Linked DNA regions of Mus musculus: regions 1, 3 and 4 are each linked to region 2. Evidence: chromatin contacts called from ENCODE Hi-C or POLR2A ChIA-PET data. All regions are on one chromosome and are shown on one strand. Each heading gives the region's core, a stretch centred on a gene start or an enhancer-like site at or near the end of the contact. The rest is flanking DNA. Distances are from core to core; before and after follow the strand shown. Region 1 overlaps Banf2os (a long non-coding RNA gene). Region 2 holds the start of Rrbp1 (ribosome binding protein 1). Region 3 overlaps Banf2os (a long non-coding RNA gene). Region 4 has its middle 7.6 kb from the start of Banf2os.

Region 1 (2,700 bases), core at 59-2,558, 130 kb after region 2:
AATCTTGTTCCCCCAGTAGCCTCTCTGCACAGGGACGATAGAAAGCTTGGCCAAGATGATGGCCCCTCGGATGGCAGTGGCAACCTCCTTGGAGCACTTAACACCAAGACCAATGTGACCATTGTAGTCCCCAATAGCGACGAAAGCCTTGAACCTGGTCCGCTGGCCAGCCCGAGTCTGCTTCTGCACTGGCATGATTTTCAGAACCTCATCCTTTAGGGACGCACCCAGGAAGAAGTCAATGATCTCAGACTCCTTAATAGGCAGGGAAAACAGGTAGATCTCCTCCAAGGACTTGATCTTCATGTCCTTAACCAGGCGGCCCAGCTTGGTGACGGGGATCCACTCCTTGTCTTCAGCTTTACCTCCACGAGCCCCGCGGCCTCGACCACGGCCACGGCCTCGGCCACGAACGCGGCCCCTAAGACCGAATTCCGCCGAATCCTCCGCGGAAGCCGCCGCGGCTTCCTAATCCTGGGCCCCCGGGTCCTCCGGAACCTCCCGCTGCACCGGCGTCATCCGCCATTTGGTGTTTTCCCGAAGAAGAAGAAGGCGAGTCAGGGCCTCTTAAACCACCCGTCTCTCCAGTGCAGCTGCTGTCCTCCGGTCTGTGTTCCCAGACTGAGGTGTAACCTCAAAGCTCCTCCAAGATATTCACTCCACTTCCATAAAGCCTGCTGGAAAGTGTTTGGGAACAAGAGTCCTCTTTTCAAATAGCTGTTACCCCATTATGTGCAGCACAAATTTGGGTCCCTCCAGCTGAACCCTTGGAAATGTTCTGCCTTGCTCGAAACCTCTTCTTAATCAGAAGGGCTCCAGACAACCAAAGTGACTTAGCCACCTCCCAAGAGTCCCTCCTTCTGTTCCAAGAGGCCCATGGAGCAGGCTGTGCCCGTACCGGCTTCTTTCCAGGATGGGATGCCCAGCAAGTCCACGATGCACATTCCTTCTCCCCCACAGCGCTTAGCTCATGCTTTCAGAATCTCCCTGCCAGAGGGAAAAGATGACCTCAAACCCATCTCAGACAATGTGTTCTCTGCCAAGGAAAGGCAAATCTGAGGGGATGGGGCACACAGCCACGTTGCTCCTCAAGAGGCTAGAGAAACTCCAGGTGCCAAATTCACAGTCTTCCTGCTCTGAGAGGTGGGAATGATTTGGAAAGAATCTCCGACCTCTAGAGCTTCTGGCTCTGATACTTTTTTCTTTAAGCTTCAAGTATCTTCTGCATTTTTCTTTCCTTTGGGTGACATTCCATTCCAAGCACTTATCAACACCTGCTCTACTGACCAGTTAGAGCCTCAGCTTATGTCATGAGGGCCCTTTGTCCACTAGCCAGAAGGCAAATAGCTCCCTGAGCCTGGACTAGAAAGCCTGTGACGTGAGCGGAAGCTCCTGGGTCACAGTTAAACCAGAATGAGCTGGAGACAAAGCATCCTCCCTTCCTCTCTTCCTCTCCTCCTCCTCCCTTCTTCCTCTCCTCCTCCTCCCTTCTTCCTCTCCTCCTCCTCCCTTCTTCCTCTCCTCCTCCTCCCCTCCCCTCCTCCCCTTCTTATGACAGCCTCATAGTTAGCTTCTCCTTAATGGGTCAGAAAGGAATCCTGAAGGTTCTCTTCCTTTCTGGAAGGTCCCATGCTCTGTCCCTCGTGTGGCTCCACTTCCAAGCCCAGCATCCCAGTGTTTATCTAACTCTGCAGCAGCTTGTGTTTGGAGCACACTGGGCCATAAAGTTAGGGATGGCCTGCAGCTCTTGGCAATGCTTCTCACAACCTGGTCATTTCTCCTCAGCCCCTCCCCAGCTTCCATCTGACTCTCTCAGACAATAAGCTTGAAGGTGCCATGTGCCGGGCCTGATGGCACCGTCCCTGAACTCCAGTCAGGCCTATGACAAGGGTCCAAAAGGTAACCCACATGCCATCTGTCTAAATATTTAACCATCACAGTCAAGCAATGAACGCTTCAATAAATGGCAGTCCAGGTCCCTTCACTGACCTGAGGGCTATCATGAATCCCAGGACAACAGTCTTAACTTTCCTGTTCTAAGGCTCTGCAGAACTCTACCCCAGGCCACTCAAGCCCAGGCCCTTCCCAGCCCCACCCTATCCCTGCCACTGTAGAGCCTGTTCCAGCTGCAGACAACCCAGCCTTAAACCTGCATTCCACCCACACCTCACACACTTGGCTGTTCTGACTCTAGTCTGCTACCACTCTCTGGGACATGTCTTTGGGGTGGGTAGCATCGGTGTGACCTAGGACATTTTCTCAATGTCTTCCTCTGCCCAGGCTGCCATTGCACAAATATCATAGACCCTGTGGGTGAGCAGAAGACTGGAGATCCTGGGGCATCAGTGAGTGTAACTGCCATGAAGGCCTTGTCTGCTGCCCTATTTACAAGTGGAGAAGCTGAGCTTAGGCCCAAAGAGACAAGGGACTTCAGTAGGTAGTTATATGACACTCTCTGGCTCCTGTCAACTCCTCACCCACCAAAGAGTTCTCCATTCTCACAGCAGGAAATGGAGAATGCCCTCAGTGGTCCTTCCCAGCCCCAGAGCCCTGCTCGGAGATAGCCCATGGGGAGTCCTCCAGGACCACCTGTCCCTCATGTGAGTATTCACAGCCCTCACGATTGCCGAGAAATAAAGTAGCTTCATTTTGCCGTTCTGGAATCAGGAAAGATTTCACTCCAGAAAAGGGCTGGACGGG
Region 2 (2,700 bases), core at 23-2,522:
GGTTAGCAACTGTCGACGAAGCGTGACACCTACGGGAAAGAGTCTCTGAAGCATCCTGCACAGCCTGCAGTAAGCCCGGGTCAACCGGCCTCCCTTCCCCGGGCACTGCCGGGGAGCCTGGCGGGCCGGGACAGACGGCGGGCCCAGTGCCAGGGCGCTTGGCCCGCCGGGCCGGAGGTGCCGACTTCCGCCCAGGCCTAGCACCACGGGTCCACTAATCATGGGCGCGGGAAAGAGACGCCAGGCAGGACCCCGGGTGGCCCCAACCCTGGCCAGGTCCCGCACCCTCGTGCCGGTTCCGCGAGGACCCGCCGTGAAACGGTGCTGCGGCCCTGCCGCCAGGGGGAGCAGGGAGCCTCATCCCGTACTCCGGGAAGTTGCTACGGCCAGTCCCGGACGGCACCCGCGGCGAGCCCTGTGGCCCCCGCCCGCCCCGTCGGGGCTGCCGACGTGTCCTGTGGCCACAGCCCGCAGCCCGGGGCTCTGGGCCCCCGCGTCGCCAATCCAGTCTCAGCCCTCGTCCCAGGCCGGCCCACCGCCTTCCGCCCCCCCAACCCCCTCCGGCCCGGACTCCGGCCCGGCAACGTCATCCGGTGGCTTCCCGAAACTTAACCCCTTCCTCCGCCAGCTGTGCGCCGCCCCGCCCCGCCGCCAACTTTCTTAGCCCAACTTCGGAGCGCGCGGGCCGGCCCGACGGCCCGGCCGAGAGGGAGGGGTCGCCACGTCGTGCCGCGGGGCCGCCGCAGCTCCTGGCCTGCCGGCCGGGGGAATCCACCCCGAGGGGCGCGCTCGGCCGACGCCCCTGCACGGGCTCGGCCTGGCACACGCAGCTCCGTCCCACTCGAGGGGCCGCGGCTACCGCCAGGGCGGGCGTGCGGGCCGGCGCCGCCGGGGGAGGGGCCGCCGAGGAGACGTGTCACTCGCGGCGCGACCGGCCCGGCGCCCCGACGGCCCAGCCCGCGCGCCTCCACCGCCGCCGCCGCTGCAGGGCCCGGCCAAGTTTCTTACCTGCAGCGGGAGACGCGAGAGGGAGAGCGAGAGGGCAAGAGCAGCCGCCGCCGCCGCCGCGGAACCGCAAGAGGGGAGCCGGCCGAGCCTCCACCGAGAAGCCGCCCCTGAGCAGCTGCACACACTGCGACCCTGGCGCCGTCCGCCCCGTCCGCCGTCCGCTCCGGCCGCTCGCTGGCTGCGTGCGCGTGTGTGGAGTCGTGGCACTTTCTGCCTCGGAGCTGGCGAACGGCCCCCTCCGCCGGGATCGCCGCCTCCTGCCTTCCCCACCCGGACCAGCCATTCATCGAGCTGCCTCTTCCTATTGGTTCACTAGCCGCCACTCTGCCGGCCTCTGACCAATCAGACCGCGGACGGCCGCGCCGCGGTGGCGACCATTGGCCAAAAAGGAGGGTCTACGTCTCAGCCAATGAGAGAGAGGAGGAGCTGCGGGGAGCCGCGGGGGGCGGGGCCGAAGAGGGGCGGAGCCGCGCAGCGCAACTCTCAGCTCTGCGCGGGGGCGGGTCTCTAACTCCCCGCCCACCTAGGGAGGTCCTCTGCCGGTCCCGCCCACTCCAGGCCTCCGCTCTCCACGCCACCGCTTATTCGGATTTGGCTCCGCCTAGGCCGATAGACTGCGGTTCGAATCCCCTTGGCCGCAGGCTGCTCTTTTCCTCCACACTGCCGGGCTGAGGTGGCCGTGAATGTTACCCTCAGGAGGACTGCACAAACCGTGAACAACTGGGAAAATGCCTTATTTAAACCCAAATAACGTCACACAAAGCACCAGCCTCTGGGTCTAAAGAAGAGTTCTGCAAGGGTCAGAGCAGGGAGGATGGGGCCTTATCTATCCGTAAAGGCACTGCATTCTGCATTCCATATTTTACTGAATAAGTGGGAGAATTGAGGTGGAAGACCTGGAAAGAACAAAAGAAATAGAGGTGGAAATTTTGATAAGAAAAGCCACTCCCTAAACAGAATAATATACTGTCCTTGTACAAATCACACAGCAGAGTTACATCCATCCTGTGACACTTGATTTCAGATGTTGGGACCATGAGGTTTTGGCCCAAGAAAATATGATAGCAACCCAGGAAATTGATCTAGTGATACTCCAAATATTAGCCAGCTACCCCTTTATAAAAACAAAAAAACAACAACCAACACCTACTTAGAAGAGGGGTGCATATGCCACCATGCACCAACTCTCTGCTTGATTCTCTCCTTCCATGGCTGTTTCTAGGGATCAAAACTCAGTCAGATTGCATAGAAAGTACTTAAAAGTAGTTTCCCTGTGCCATCTCATCAACACAAAAGCCTCTCTTCAAAACCAAGTTCAATTGAAATAACTTAACTTTAAGTGCTTTTCTTTTCTTTTTTTTTTTTTTTTTTTTTGAGTCAAGGTCTCACTATGTGGCTGTCCCACAACTTGCTTTGTATAACAGGCTGGCCTAGAACTCAAAGTCACAGAGTTCCTCCTGCCTCTGTTTTCTGAGTACTGGCATTAAAGGCATGAAACACCATGCCAGCTTAAGTTTAGGTTATAACCATTTTAACTGCAGCTCTTAAAATTATTCCTTTGAGCCTGAGGCAAGATCAGCCTCTTTGAAATGAAGTTTGGTCTCTCTCCTCTGTCCCCCACCCCCCTTTCGAGTCCACACAGAATTTGATATCAGGCATATCTCTCTCTCTATTGCTCGAGCAGGGTCTGTC
Region 3 (2,700 bases), core at 112-2,611, 150 kb after region 2:
ACTCTTCCCCACCTGGGCTACATGCAACAACCACAACAGCAGAAGCTCCAAAACAGACAAACATGGCGGAAGCAGGTGCTATGCAAATGACTTGTAAAGGGACCTGAGATCCTGGCCTGGTGTTCTGGAGTGTATGCCAGTTGGTAGCTCATTCTTGGGAGTCCTTTTCTCTTTCTTAATAAATGGTGTCTATTTTTATTACCTCCGTGTTCTGGTTTGGTTCTTGTTGTTGCTTTTGTTTTGGTTTTGCGTTGTCCTGGGTCACAAGACCCTGGAAATCTCAGTAGTTTTACACCCCAGCCTGGACTCAGATCTGCACCATACAGTACGGTGTGTCCCTGGAGTCAAACGCTTCTCCTGGAAAATGTCTTGTCATCAGCATGAATGTCCCTTGCTGCTTCCCCAGACTATTGGTCACCAATGTCATGACATAATATACCCACCATGCAGTTTCATCTCCCTCAAGAGCCTTCCTTCCAACTGATTAGAGGGGCCAAGCTGTGGGCTGCATAGGGAGATGGAAAGCCATGGCCTAAGTCAGCTGAGTTGGGCCAAATCTCTCGGGGGGGCGGGGGGGGGATCTAAATATCATCTCTTCCTTTTTGTTTCTTTCTTCCTTCCTTTCTTTCTTTCATTTTCTTTTTCTTTTTTTTGAGACAGGTAACCCCAGTGCAGAGCTGAAGAAGCTAGGCTTGGAAACACTAATACAAGGCCCTGTGCCACAATCACTTGTAATGTCCAAGCCTCAGAAATCCAAACACTGGGGTCTTCTGCCGTCCCTGGCAGCTTTTACATCAAGAATTCATGTGGTAAACCAGACAGCAGCCTATGAGTAAGAATAACAGACCCATCACACTAAGGTGTCTCCACGACAGGCTGAGGGAGCAGGTCTCAAGGGCAGTATGTGATGAGGGAGGTGTCCCAAGAAGAAGTAGAGAAGAAGACAGGAGAGAGAGAGGGGCCATTGAAGAGTGATTTATGGAGCTGGTCCTGCTGGGGTAGGGTGGAGGAGAGAAGATGCTGCAAAGAAGAAACAGACAGACGGGTAGCACACTAGAGCTGCCCCTAGCAACCAGAAGGGAGTTGGATGCTCAGCTGCCACCCCTAAGCCAGAAGCCCTGGTCTATCTGGTATCCAGGGTCTCAGGCTAGAGTCATTTGGGAAAGCTTTGTGGGGGTGTGTGTGGGGGGTGCTTTTTGTTTGTTTTTAGTCACAATTCCTGTGAGCTTACATTGTGAGACTGGGCCAACCTGTGCTGGGGACTGCTAAACGACGGCCACATGCCTCGCTGTGTGGGAAACCCTGCTCTTCCTGATCTCTCAGATCCCTCAAGTCCCTCTGAGCCTACAGGTTCAAGGTCCCCCTGCACAAGTTCAGCTGTGGATGGAAACCCTGAGAAAAACACCCATGGAGCTAGAGACAAACACATTTGTCTGCCGGCCGGCCGGGGCTGCAGCTGGTGGAGGCTTGAGGAATGAATTCTTTTGGCTTTAATTCAGCTGTTTGTGCTCCCGTGACACAAACTGAGCTCAACCCACATTTTCCTTAGAAAGAAAGGAGAGGCGGTGCGTAGAGGCATCAAGCATATTTTCGGAGGTTTAATTTCCTTCCAGTGTCCTTAAGAAATCCCCCCCACCCCCTAAAGCTTATGCTGCCTCAACCCCAGCCCTAACGGTAGCATCAAAGACTTTTAAATTGAGACCCAGGGTGAGTTAGCTAAAGTAAATAAAACCAGAGAAGGAGGGAAATTAAAAGACAGTATCAGAGAAACCACGTCTTCACCAAAAAGCAAAAAGGAAGGAAGCTGGTTAGGGGAGGAGACCTGGAGAGGGAAGAATACCAAATTCCAAGAGTTTAAATGCAAGGAACGAAGGAATTAGCACTGACAGATTTAGCAAATAAAAATGCCCAGTGCCTGGTTCGATTTGTATTTTAAACGACGAATAATTTTTATTGTCTGCCATGCATTATTTCAGACACTCTTTCATCAAATATTTCATACAATAAATTTATGATAAAACGTAATTTATTGCCCATCTTAAAGTCAAATTTAATTGGGCACCCTTAATTGTACGTTAAAAATTATCAGCTAGTTTAAACACCTTTTAGACTGGTCAGCTTTGCTTCCCTGGGGATCTTGCTGGTCGTTTATACAGATGTCCCCTGCCTTTGTGGGTATATTTGTCCTTTGGGAATTTACAACAGAGAGGAACTCCCCAGAGAAGCTGAAAGTGGAATACAAAGACCAGACTGCTAGAGGAGGTCCAGGCATGGAGGTTAAGTGGAGCCAGTATCCTTGAGCCTCCCCATCACCGCAATCTGGCCACAGGAGCGGCCCTGCTCAGCTAGAGGGATTCCAGCCCGGGCCCCTCCCCGCGGTGAGCTAAGGATTTAGGGATGACTACAGGAGGGTGGAGAGCTGCCACGTTCCAGTCCTGGAGGAGCGCGCAGAAGGGACTTCACACACACACACTCACACACACACACACACACACACACACACACACACACACACACACACACACCTGTACACACCCCTAAGATGCTGTGATCTCTTCGCTTCCTTCTGCCCTGTATTTTCCTTCCCAGGCCCTGTCCTCCGTTCTGTCTCCCCACTTCCCGTCCCTCCAAATAAGGAAGCAGAGCTTTGCGGACGCCTGGCGAAGATGCCAGGTCTGGTCCCCGCCCCCAGGCCGAATC
Region 4 (2,700 bases), core at 102-2,601, 200 kb after region 2:
CAATGTAAAGGCTATAAAGTCATTGCTTCATGCTTTCGTTTGTCTGATACTGGGATCGAATTCAGGTCCTCGTGTGTCCTAGCCAAGGGCTCTACCACTAAGCTACATCCTCAACTCTAAAGTTCTATGTTTTACCACAATTTAAAAAAATAAAATAAGATAGCCTTGGCCAGGCATGGTAGTGCACACAGAGGCAGAAGGAAGGATCTCTGTGAGTTCGAGGCCAGCCTGCTCAACACAGTGAGCTCCAGGACAGCCAGAGCTACACAGTGAAACCATGTCCCAAAAAGCCAAAATAATAATAGTCTTATTAAGGAGCATACAAATCCATCATGGGCCATTCCTCACTGTCCTGTTGTCCCATACTCTAAAAGACCCAATGAGCACACACACACATACACACACACATACATACACACTCACACATATACACACACACACATACACACACACACACACACATACACACACACACACATACACACACACATACACACATACATACACACTCACACATACACACACACATACACACACACACACACACACACACACACACACACACATACCACAGAGATATACAAAGCCATGAGCACACAGAGGCAGGGTCAGAGGTCACCTCCTAGTGGCTGAGTCACAGGCTGCATGCTGTCTCGCTTACCTTGCCCTCTCTTTCCTCCTTTGTCCCCCCCAGAGATAATCCTCTGGTTGAAGGTTCGCCTGGGCTGTTTTAAAGACACCACACAGTATGTGCACAGTTAAATCTACCGTGAGCATGCTGGAAGGTACCACCATTTCCCAGCCCTTCAGACCCAGTTCCCGAGAGCTGTTTCTCAGCCCCTCCCCACCGTGCCCTGGAGCCCCCCACCATAGGGTAATCTGGACCCCAAAAGTCAGACAGACTCACTATGGGTACCTGGTCCCCCTCTTATACTTGCTACAGCTGCCTATATCAACCCACAGGCTCAAGGATGTCCCCAGGTCTGTCCCTAGGGCTGCACAGACCCTTGAGGACAGTGATTTGACAGAACCTGTTCCTGGGCCCCTCCTGTTCCCACGCCCACCCCGCGCGCCCTGACCCCAGCTCTGTCCTCAGGGAAGGTTCTTCCTGACCTGGCTCTAGCCTGCATGTTGCCCCTGTCTAAGCAAGAAGTACAGGCAGGGTTTGCATCCCACTCTCCTTCCTTTTTATCTTTAAAAATCAGGGAACTCCTCTCTTAGCTCCACACATATGGAGGCAGTCTGAGAGCCCCACAAATATGACAGCAGCAGATCTGAATTCTCCAAGGTGCCCGGCTGCTTGTCCCTCCCGGCCTACAGACACAGCCCCGTCAGAGTGAAGGAGGAAGACAAAAAAAGCTGTCCTCGGGGCTGGCTTCTGCTAGTGTGACCTCACCGTCCCCCAGGGAAGCTGGGGCTTTCTCTGCTAGTTTCCTACTTCCAGAGCAGTTTGGAAAGAGCTTTTCTGGCGGCTGGCAAGGCATGTGCCTGCAAGATTATCAGGGCTGCATCGACTAGGGCTTTGCTATTTTCTTCTTTGTTCCTTGGGTTTTTTTTTTTTTCCACAGTGGGCACCTTTTTTTTTTTTTTTTTTTTAAGTGTCAGAGAAACAAATGAGAGTTTTTTAAGTAAGCGATTTAAAAGCCCGCTCCGTCGCCTTCAGCGCTTTTCCCGGCCTCTGCTCATTCTGGGCCCCAGTGTTAGCCATTATTCTCTCTGTAGCTCCCCCTCTGCTTCAAGTCCTCCGCCTTCAACCCTTCCCCCTGTTTGTGAAAAGAAAGAGCTAATAGCAGTGGTTCCTGGGAGCTAAACCAGGCTCCTTGGATGCGTCTAGATTTTTTTTTTTTCTTCTTACCTGGAATATTACTATCAGAATTTATTCTTTCAGACTGAGAAACCGATTCCTGTCCCTGCTGATAAGAGAAAGGGACATTATTTTCTGAGGATCGTCAGAAGGTGTACAGTCTGAGGCTACTCATGAAGAAATGTCAGTCAGACCCTAACTAAGGGACTTGATGCAAGATCATTGTCTGCACATGTCACCAATGTCAATCAATGACATGCAAGACCTGGAAGAATAGAGAGAGGACAACAGAATACAGTGGAGAAATGGGATCTTGTTTTGCCATAAAGGACATTATAAAAGACCGCTGGTGACATCTAATCACAATTAGATAATTGTGTCAAGTCATGTCAGTTTCCTGACCTAGGCAACAGCACTGTTGTAAGACATCTTCTCTTTATGAATTACACATCAAAGCTATGGGCTGGAGGTCAAGGACGTCATAGCTGTAATTTACTGTCACTTGATTTAGAAAAAAGTCTTTACATCTACAAATAAAAATACACACAAATAGAAATAAGACATGGAGCAGATGTGGCAGAAAGCGTGACTGTCTAGGAATGCTGGGCGAGCAGTGGAGACAACTTGTGTTCTGGTCCCGTGTTTTTCTGTGAGTCTCTTTGATTCTGAACCTTCTGGTAATGGGGATAACACAAAACTTGACTCCTAACTGTCCCCTGACTAACCTGCTTGCTTGATGAACCTTGAAAAGACCATGGGAGTGTCTTCAAAATAAGCGGTTTTATTTGGTTTGAGGTAGAGTCTTACTTATTATGTAGCCCAGGCTGGTCTCAAACTTGCCATTTTCCTGCTTCAGCTGGCCAAAATGGTGGGATTATGGAGTTCATCACCATGTA

The links. A loop is a pair of places that touch in the nucleus more often than their neighbours do. ChIA-PET counts read pairs that join two places held with the same protein, here RNA polymerase II (POLR2A).
Region 1: POLR2A ChIA-PET joins it to region 2 with 22 read pairs in Patski. The contact joins the enhancer-like site here to the promoter of Rrbp1 in region 2. POLR2A ChIA-PET finds 5 or more read pairs at or near these places in 3 of 5 experiments (Patski and embryonic stem cell).
Region 3: a map of heart shows a loop between it and region 2 (5-fold over the local background). The contact joins the enhancer-like site here to the promoter of Rrbp1 in region 2. A Hi-C loop is called at or near these places in 9 of 37 maps with a recorded cell type or tissue (adrenal gland, heart and left cerebral cortex). POLR2A ChIA-PET finds 5 or more read pairs at or near these places in 3 of 5 experiments (Patski and embryonic stem cell).
Region 4: a map of heart shows a loop between it and region 2 (4-fold over the local background). The contact joins the enhancer-like site here to the promoter of Rrbp1 in region 2. A Hi-C loop is called at or near these places in 23 of 37 maps with a recorded cell type or tissue (CH12.LX, CH12F3, Patski and 7 more). POLR2A ChIA-PET finds 5 or more read pairs at or near these places in 3 of 5 experiments (Patski and embryonic stem cell).

Annotation. Positions count from the first base shown.
Region 1 is chr2:144,142,848-144,145,547 of GRCm38, forward strand. The region is part of intron 2 of Banf2os (a long non-coding RNA gene); the gene reads right to left. It also overlaps the pseudogene Gm11687. Among named protein-coding and RNA genes, the nearest start is that of Gm5535, 45 kb to the right of the region's middle. Within about 2 kb of position 1,309, at least 1 of the 3 ENCODE cell types and tissues checked has a DNase peak (open chromatin) inside an H3K27ac peak, as active enhancers do.
Region 2 is chr2:144,009,991-144,012,690 of GRCm38, forward strand. It overlaps Rrbp1 (ribosome binding protein 1), which reads right to left and starts at 1,273. Exons shown (of 24, transcript NM_024281.2): 1 at 1,009-1,273.
Region 3 is chr2:144,162,815-144,165,514 of GRCm38, forward strand. The region is part of intron 2 of Banf2os (a long non-coding RNA gene); the gene reads right to left. Among named protein-coding and RNA genes, the nearest start is that of Gm5535, 25 kb to the right of the region's middle. Within about 2 kb of position 1,362, at least 1 of the 3 ENCODE cell types and tissues checked has a DNase peak (open chromatin) inside an H3K27ac peak, as active enhancers do; it is heart, where a contact is called at or near this core.
Region 4 is chr2:144,214,065-144,216,764 of GRCm38, forward strand. No RefSeq gene overlaps it. Among named protein-coding and RNA genes, the nearest start is that of Banf2os, 7.6 kb to the left of the region's middle. Within about 2 kb of position 1,352, at least 1 of the 3 ENCODE cell types and tissues checked has a DNase peak (open chromatin) inside an H3K27ac peak, as active enhancers do; it is heart, where a contact is called at or near this core.